2 separate regions of the Homo sapiens genome follow, and region 1 is linked to region 2. Evidence: chromatin contacts called from ENCODE Hi-C data. All regions are on one chromosome and are shown on one strand. The core of a region is the stretch at or near the end of the contact, and the rest is flanking DNA. Distances in the headings are between cores, read along the strand shown. Region 1 overlaps ME3 (malic enzyme 3). Region 2 overlaps PICALM (phosphatidylinositol binding clathrin assembly protein).

Region 1 (4,317 bases), core at 628-3,127, 440 kb before region 2:
ACATTCATTGGTTTTTGTGTCTTGCCTCTATAGCCAATTTTGCTCCCAGGCAAAACCAAGTGGGATGGTTTTCTGGGTCCCAGAGCAAAGAGAAGAAGGACTTCCCATTCTTTTCTCAGAAATTCAAGACTAAAGCCATCAATCTAGAACTCATGAGGACAGCTGGCAAATAGTGCTGGAATGGCAGGAGCCCTGTAAGAACCAGCCTTTGATCAGCTCAGCCTGATGTTTAGGTGTGACCATATCATTAACAACCATAAAGAGGTGGGCAGGAGCATGCGCCACCCAGATCCTCCTTCAAGGAAAGACTTGTTGCCCAGCTGACAGCAAGGCTGTCAGCACATCATGCAGAGCCTCAGAGAGAGAGAGCCACCTCGCCATCCCACCAGGGCCTGGCCTCACCCAGTGATGAGGGAATATGAAGGCTTAACTATTTTAGCCCAGTGCAGGACAACTCAAGCTCCCCATGGAGCTGGCTGAGGCTTTGGGGCCTGCATCACAGCTCAACTTCCCTCTCAACTCATTCTGCTTCCTTCCCTTCCTTCCCACAAGGGCACTTCCTAAAAACATCCTGAACACTCCAATATAACTCAGAATCTTCTTCCAGGGGACCCAAACTGTACCAAATAACATTTTGCATGCACACAGAACTTAAGGTTGAAAGTGCTTTTCATCCTCACTATCTTACAAGTGCCTGGCAACATCCCCCCCTCCCTCACTGGGGGACAAACACAGCTGTCCCACGTCACTAATGAGGAAACTGAAGCCCAGGGGGTTAAAGCTTGCTCACGGCCACACAGCCAGACAAAAGACACAAAGCTGGAACTGGAACCCCATTATGTCTGATTTGGAATTCTCCACTCTCTCCATGGCATCAGGCTGCCTGTTGCTCCTGCACGTGTGAAGTGGTGGAGGGTATCTTCTCGTTAAGGATGAAATTCCAGACCCTGCTGAAACAGTGTGGGTGTCACTGCTCCCTGGCATCCTGCTGCTGTCATCCTGCCCTCCCCATCGTTCCCATTCCTTCCTCTAACTCCTACAGAATGCAGACCTGAAGATGAGGCCCACAGTCACAAGCTGGTTAGGGATGGGTCCAGGCCAGAAGCCTGTGATGTGTGTTCTCATTGTTAAGCAGACAATGAGAAGACTGGTAAGGAATTCCAGGACTAATGAGCCAACATGGCAGATACAGCCCATGCTGCAATGGTCCCCCTTTATCTCCAAATACAAAGTAAGGAGCAATGCCACTTAAGACTACAAGCCATGCTCATAATGGGAGAGGAGCATCTCCATGCACAGAACCACAGAGGGTTGGGAGTGAAGGGGTGAGAGGGAGTGTGGGAAGGAGGAGGAAGCGATGCAGAATCATAGTTGTAAACAGAAACCAAATCACACCACACGTGGGAGCTGGAGACAGATTCTCAGAATCTTCTTGGGAACCACACATGGAGGGGGCTGGAATCGAGCAACCCACATGAAAATGAGACTAGGGTCATGCTACCTACTCTGAACACCAGCCTAGCCTCACATCCTCAGTGGATAGATAGAATTCAATCCTCGGGAGCCCCACTCTACTGATCTCCCAGAGGGCAGGGCCATGCCTGGTGCAGAGCAGGAGCCTAGGGCACATTATTTGACTGTCTCCCAACCAGTCCCACTGTACCATGTGCTCAGAATCACTGACCCCAAGGGGCTGGGCCTCTGAAGCCCGAGCACTTGAAGGGAAGAGAGCTCCCCAGGGCTTCTCATCATCTCTGCCTCCCACCCCAGCTCAGACCCACATAAAGCCTTGGCCCAGGCCCAGGCTGGTCCTTGGTGATCAGAGCTGCCAATGCACTGACTCATTGCTGGCAGCCTCTCAGGAATTTTGGAAAAGGCAGAGGCTCAGGTGACTTTTGTTGTTTCAGCTGGGACCAGAGAAGCATCTCTGCTCTTAGGGAGGAAAGAAAGGCCTAGAAGGGGAAAGGCAGTGGGAATGGTCACACTGGGGACAGGGGAAGGAAGGAGAGCCACACAAGGGGCCAGGTCCAGGGTGCTGCTGACCCAGTTTCCGTGGGTCCCTGGCCTCCACCTGCAAGCTGACCACACAGCATGGCTGGAGCCAGGAAAGCCCCACTGGCTCATCAGCTCTGCAGCTTCCTCCACCTGGCCAGCCTTCCCTGGACCTGCATTGTCCACCAATCCTGCTAAATCTCCAGGCCAGACGCCCATAAAGGCTCCTGTGTGTTATGTCAGGCTATTAGCACCCCCTGTGAGTCCAATGCTTAACAATCAGACATTTCACCAAGACAAGCCTAGGTCTGAATCCCCATTTTCCTGCTTTGTGGCTTTGGACAAGTGGCTGAAATTCTCGGTACCTTCCTTTCCTTATCTGTAAAATGGACTTAACAGTTTTAACAGCCACAACTGCTCATCAGCTAGTACCACCAGAATGGTCAGGGTTTTTTTATAAGGCCAGCATCTGTTATGGTTGGTTGCAGCCTATGCCAATTCCTTGCTAAGTATTTCCAACACCCGTTTATGGCACTGAATTGTTGTAAGGATTGAAGTGATGTATAGGTAGGGACAGGCATGTAGCAGTACTCAGTTCATGGTACCTATTACTATAATCTCTGATGCCTAATAGGCTCGTGACACACAGATACGGGAGGGAAGAAGGAAAGAGGAGACTTAAGGCAGAGATTTTGATGGAGGTGAGGAGAGGGCCACATGTGAGCACAGGACTGGGGAACTCTGGGGAGAAGAGAAGCAGGGCCCCATCTCACTTTTCTCCCCTTTCCCACATATTCCCTATTATTCCAGCCCATTGTATTAGTCACTCTTCTGTGAGTTTTCTGCCAACTCCATGATTTTGAATGTGCTGGTCCCTCTGCCTAGAATTCTCTTCCTGTTCTTCACTACTTTCTGTTTGTCCATAAAGGCTCATTTCACTTCCCCCAGGATAATGCATCCAGGGCCAAGCCACAGACTCTAAATGATCCCACTCTTCCCCAGGATCTGGGAGTGACACTGGACGGTGGTCACCCACTTTACAGAAGGCTTCAAAGTGAGCCAGGGGTAGGGTTCTCAGCCAAGAAATGCAAAATACATCCCTGGAAGATAATGACCTTGTTGGAGAGGGAAGGTGTGGGGGACTTTGCACAGGCTTCAGATGCCACAATAGGGAAGAGGCAGACAGGCAGGAATGGCTGGCTCATCTCTGAAGACCGTGCAGCTCGTTTGTCTTGTTTACAAGATGCCAGGGATTATTTCCAGCTGTCGGGGGTCAACTGCCCTCTCTCTCACCCACCACCACCACTACACACACTGAGTAGCAGTTCTAGGCCTTTCCTTGATCTCTCCCCCTGCCATGAAACTTCCCCTGGTCTCTTTAACCTTTTCTCTCCTCTGTTCCCAAAGCCTTCCTTTTCACTAAGTCCTGTATTCTGAGGCTGTTCTTCACTTCCAGGGCTGTTCCTAGTCCTGAAGTTCATGTGGATCTCATGTATCTGGCTCCTCCGAGATCTCCCCTTTTAGCTGTTGCAACAGCCGAACCTCCAGAGAAGCCAAGAAGATGATCATCATTCCTTCTGGTTCTTTCCAAATTGTGGCAAAACAGGCCTAACCCTATCTTCTCCATTGGCCAGAGAAGTGCCCTCTAGAGAGTCCAGGAGCTCCAGAAAATTCCCTTATGACACAAAATTGCACTGAAGTAATGTAGAAAGCCTTTGCTTGGTGTCCAATAAAGGGGAATCTGAATTTTTGGAACACTTATGCTAGCAACTCCTTGAGAGTTTTATTTGAGAACAAGACTTTTATTTGTCTTTATTTATTCAAGGCCTAGCCCAGAGAAGGCCCAGAACAAACACTCAGCACATACTAATGAATAAATGAATGGCAGTATCTACTGTAGAAAGGTAATTCTTATGGATCGTGGAAGCAGGTGTGGCCTCATAGCAGAGGTTGTTCTGTCCCAATAGGGATCCAGGCCTCCAAAGCCACCGTGGCCAGACCCTGACAGAGCCTAACTCTTTCTGTCCTTCTTGCTGCCTGGGTCAGAAGTTTTCCCTTACCTGATAAAGCAGTAAATTCTTTCCTCCAATAATCTATTGTTCAGCATGGCAACTCCTTTAACTTTGTCAAATCTGACTATTAAAAGCAGAAACTACATTTTCAGCATGTCCTTTTGTGCTATTTCCTGAAGCTACAACCTCAAGTACTCAGTTTGCAGGAAATGTAATTATGGAAATCTCCCTCTGGAAAAAAAAACTTCTTTTTCTTTTACCATGAATAGGAACAACCTGCCACACTTTCAGCTGCCCATGGCATTTATGGGCA
Region 2 (4,116 bases), core at 1,215-3,714:
ACTCCTGGCTCAAGCGGTCCTCCCTTCAGCCTCCTGAGCAGCTGGGATTACAGATGTGCACCACCACGCCTGGCTAATATTTTTATTCTTAAATATTTTGTAGAGATGGGCTCTTGCTCTGTTGACCAGGTTGGTCTTGAACTCTTGGTCTAAAGCGATCCTCCTAAGCCTCCCAAAGTGCTGGGATTACAGGCATGAGCCACCACACCTGGCCTCTTTTTGAAATCTTAAACAGAAGCCAGATATATATTATAGATAAAAATGGAGTGTCTCTATTTTCAGGGGCATGGAAGAAACTGCCTACTCATCCTTTAATTTTCACTTCCTCCCTCATTCAGTTCATTTTAACTTTAAAAGTCTATGGAAAACAAGATGCAGAGCAGTGCTCTAGGCAGAGTTTATGCATATATCCAAGTAGGTTTTTTGTGTCTTATTAGCGACTGATTTATCATTTTCTTAAGATGGAAATTAAGCAATTCTAGTGGTAAGGTGTTAATAATTTCACTCTTTTTATGTAGACGAGAGGTTGAGCCTTGAAGGATGAGAGGTGTTTACCGTCTTAGGATGGGGTATAGTAGATAGAACCATATGAACCGAAGAGCTGAGGAATGTGAGCATGTAACACCTGACGTGTACAGTAGTAGGTATGAAGTCATATGGGAGCAGTATTTTTTTTTCTATTTTGTTCACTGATTTTTCTCCACTGGTACTTAATAGGCACTCAATAAATATTTTGCTAAATAAATGAACTGGTGATGTTGAAATCCAGTTAGTTTACATTTTGGTTGGTTTTGGTATTGTCTTTTAAAGGTAGCAAAGACCAAGTAATTAAATTTGTTAGATGAATATGAGATAAAATGGGTTCACTTTTCAATGAGGAGCAAAAATTTATAGACTTCCTTGAGCCAGGTAATAACTAAAACACAAAGTTTTTGGTGTTTTTAGAAAATAATATTGATTAGATTTTATGTTGCTAAAGTTTTCAAGTCAAGGTCATGATGAAACAAAATCTTAGAATGATTTATGTATTCATTTAGAAAGTTTCATTGAAAACATTCATATAATTGTTTTTGTTACACCCTGAACTTGCATGTTGCCATTTCTTATATTACACAGTAATTTTTTATACTTTTTATAAGGTTGGCACATACAAGTTATGGTTCTAAATACAGCTAAAGATTTTAGGAGTATAAAAATTATATAAAGTTGCTTGATTTGAGGAATGGGATTGTGGTTCCATAGGATGTTAAATTTGAGTTGTGAGATTATCAAGTTGTGTAAAAGAACGTTTTTCTAATTCCTGATGAATAAAGAATAGGAATATTGAGAGAATAGTGAAGTTCTAAGGGAAGAGGTTTTTTTTTTAAAACTACATAGGACTTATCTGATTTAAATATGAAGCCTTAAGAGAATTTAATGGTAATGTTATTAATTAGTTACTTAATTTACATACTAAATTGAATTGGGATATCAAGACATTTTATAGCCATTGGATGCAATGAGTTGTTTTTCTAGGCATATTGGGATTTTTAGTCATTTATAAAAACTTGTCTCTCTCTTTGTTTTGTTTTTGTTTTTGTTTTTTTACAGGATATGACATGTCTACATTTATTAGGCGGTATAGTAGATATTTAAATGAGAAAGCAGTTTCATACAGACAAGTTGCATTTGATTTCACAAAAGTGAAGAGAGGGTGAGTTAAGCTTTTTTTGACATCTAATTGATTTGAATTTTTAAAAATGTAAAACATAGGAGTTACTAGATTATGAATTATGAAATTTTAGCCAGTTTTAAAAGATGAGCCTCATTTTTCTTTGATGAGGTATATCAAGTACTTTTTGTGGTAGGATTTGTTTTTAAGTTCTTTTTATAGCACCTTTATTGAGATATCATTCACATAACAAAATTTATCATTTTAAAGTGTGTAATTCATTGGTTTTTAGTGTATTTACAAAGTTGTCCAACATCACCACTAATTTCAGAACATTTTTATCACCTCCACAAAGAAACTCTATACCTATTAGCATTCATTTCCTATTCCCTCTTCCCCTAGATCCTGGCAACCATGAATCTACTTTCTGTGTCTCTGGGCTTGTCTATTCTGAACATTTCATATAAATGAAATTATACAATATGTGACCTTTGTGTAGCATGATATGTCCAAGTTATAGCATCCATGTTATTTCATATATCAGTATTTTATTCCTTTTTCTAGCCAAATCATATTTTACTTTATGGACATATACTGCATTTTGTTTATCTGTTCATAAGGTGATGGCCACTTGAATAGTTTCTACTTTTGCCTATTAGGAATAATGGTGCTGTGAACATTAGATTTTATGTGGATTATCTTTTTAATTCTCTTCGGTGTATACCTAGAAGTGGAATTGCTGTGTCATATGGTAACTCTTATGTTTGTCATTTTGAGGAACTGCCAAATCATTTTTCAAAGCAGTTGAATCACTTTACGTTCCCACCAGCAATGTATGGCACTTTCAGTTTCTCCCTATTCTTGCCATACTTGTTATTTTCTGGGTTTTTTTTTGCCTTTTTTTTTTTTTCTTAAATGGTAGCCATCCTAGTGGGTGTGAACTGGTGTCTTGTGATTTTTAGTTTGCATTTCCCTGATGGCTAATGATATTGAGCATTTTTTTTGAGCTGTTGACCATTTGCATATCGTCTTTTGAAAAAATGCCTCTTCAAACCCTTTGCCCTGTTTTTATTTTTTATTTTCACTTTTTGAGACAGTGGCACCATCCCAGCTCACTGCAGTGTCGACCTCCTGTGCTCAAGCAATTTTTCCCCCTCAGCCTGCTGAGTAGCTGGGAACACAGGCATGCAACACTATGCTCAGTTAATTTTTAAAAAAATTTTCATACAAATGAGTTCTCACTATGTTGCCAAGGCTGGTCTTGAACTCCTGGGCTCAAGCAGTCTTCCCATTTTGGCCTCCCACAGTGTTGAGATTATAGGCTTGAGCTACTGACCTGGCCTTTTGCTCATTTTTAAATTGGGTTACTTGCCCTTTTTATTGTTAAGTTGCAAGAATTTTAAAAAATATGTTCTGGGCACCAGTTTCTTATCGCATAAATAATTTGCAAATATTTTTCTCCCATGGCTTGTCTTTTCAGTTTCTTGTTGGTGTTTTTTGAAGAACAAACATTTTTAATTAATTAAGTGTATCTTTTTTTTCCTTTGGTTGCTTGTACTTTTGTAATCATGTCTAAGAAATCATTGTTTAATCCAGGGTCACAAAGATTTACTCCTACTTTTTATTCTAAGAATCTTGTATTTTTTGCCCATATAGTTAGGTTCTTATCTATTTGGAATTAACTTTTGTATATGGTGTGAGAGGTGAGTCCAAATTTATTCTTTTGTATGTGGATATTGAGTTATCCCAGCAACATTTTGTGAAATTACTCTTCTTTCCCCATTGGATAGTCTTAGTACCTTGTTGAAGATGAGTTGACCATAAATGTAAAGGTTTATTTCTGGACTTGCAGTTCTGTTCTGTTGATCTGTATGTATATCTTCATGCCAGTACCACATTGTCTTGATTACTGTTGCTTTGCAGTGTGTTTTAAAATTAGAACGTGTGAGTCTTCCAATTCTATTCTTTTTTTTTTTTTTTTTTTCCCAAGATTGTTTTAGCTGTTCTGGGCCCCTTGCATTCCCATGTGAATTTCAGGATCAGCTTTTTGATTTCTGCAGAAAAGATAGCTGGGATTTTGTGGGGGATTGCATTGAATCTATAGATCAGTTTGGGGAGTATTACCTTCTTAATGATTAAATTTCTAGTCTATGAACAAGAGATGTGTTTCTGTTTATTTGGATCTTTTTTCATTTCTTTCAGTGCTGTTTTGTATTTAAGCTTTCTTTTAATCTTAAATGCAGAAGATGCATTTAATTTTTGCTGCACCCTAAATAACAATCATCTTAGTACATGATCCAGTCACATGAATGATATAGTCAGTGCTTCTATAAGTGATAACACCTGATATGCAGATTTTTTTCCTAGGATATAGGATGAGGCCTCAGGAGAAAGCCACTGAAGACATTCTTAGCAGCAGCGATGACCCTTGTAGCTATGAAGACCTGTCTTGAAGGGAATCTGGC

The links. A loop is a pair of places that touch in the nucleus more often than their neighbours do.
Region 1: a loop to region 2 is called in a map of right cardiac atrium, with 4 times the contacts of the local background. The contact joins two enhancer-like sites. A Hi-C loop is called at or near these places in 1 of 168 maps with a recorded cell type or tissue (right cardiac atrium).

What each region holds. Positions count from the first base shown.
Region 1 is chr11:86,457,716-86,462,032 of GRCh38, reverse strand. The region is part of intron 8 of ME3 (malic enzyme 3); the gene reads left to right. Among named protein-coding and RNA genes, the nearest start is that of CCDC81, 85 kb to the right of the region's middle. RefSeq lists an enhancer at 1,532-2,060. Within about 2 kb of position 1,877, at least 18 of the 41 ENCODE cell types and tissues checked have a DNase peak (open chromatin) inside an H3K27ac peak, as active enhancers do.
Region 2 is chr11:86,019,944-86,024,059 of GRCh38, reverse strand. It overlaps PICALM (phosphatidylinositol binding clathrin assembly protein), which reads left to right. Exons shown (of 20, transcript NM_007166.4): 4 at 1,591-1,693. Among named protein-coding and RNA genes, the nearest start is that of PICALM, 47 kb to the left of the region's middle. Within about 2 kb of position 2,464, at least 2 of the 41 ENCODE cell types and tissues checked have a DNase peak (open chromatin) inside an H3K27ac peak, as active enhancers do.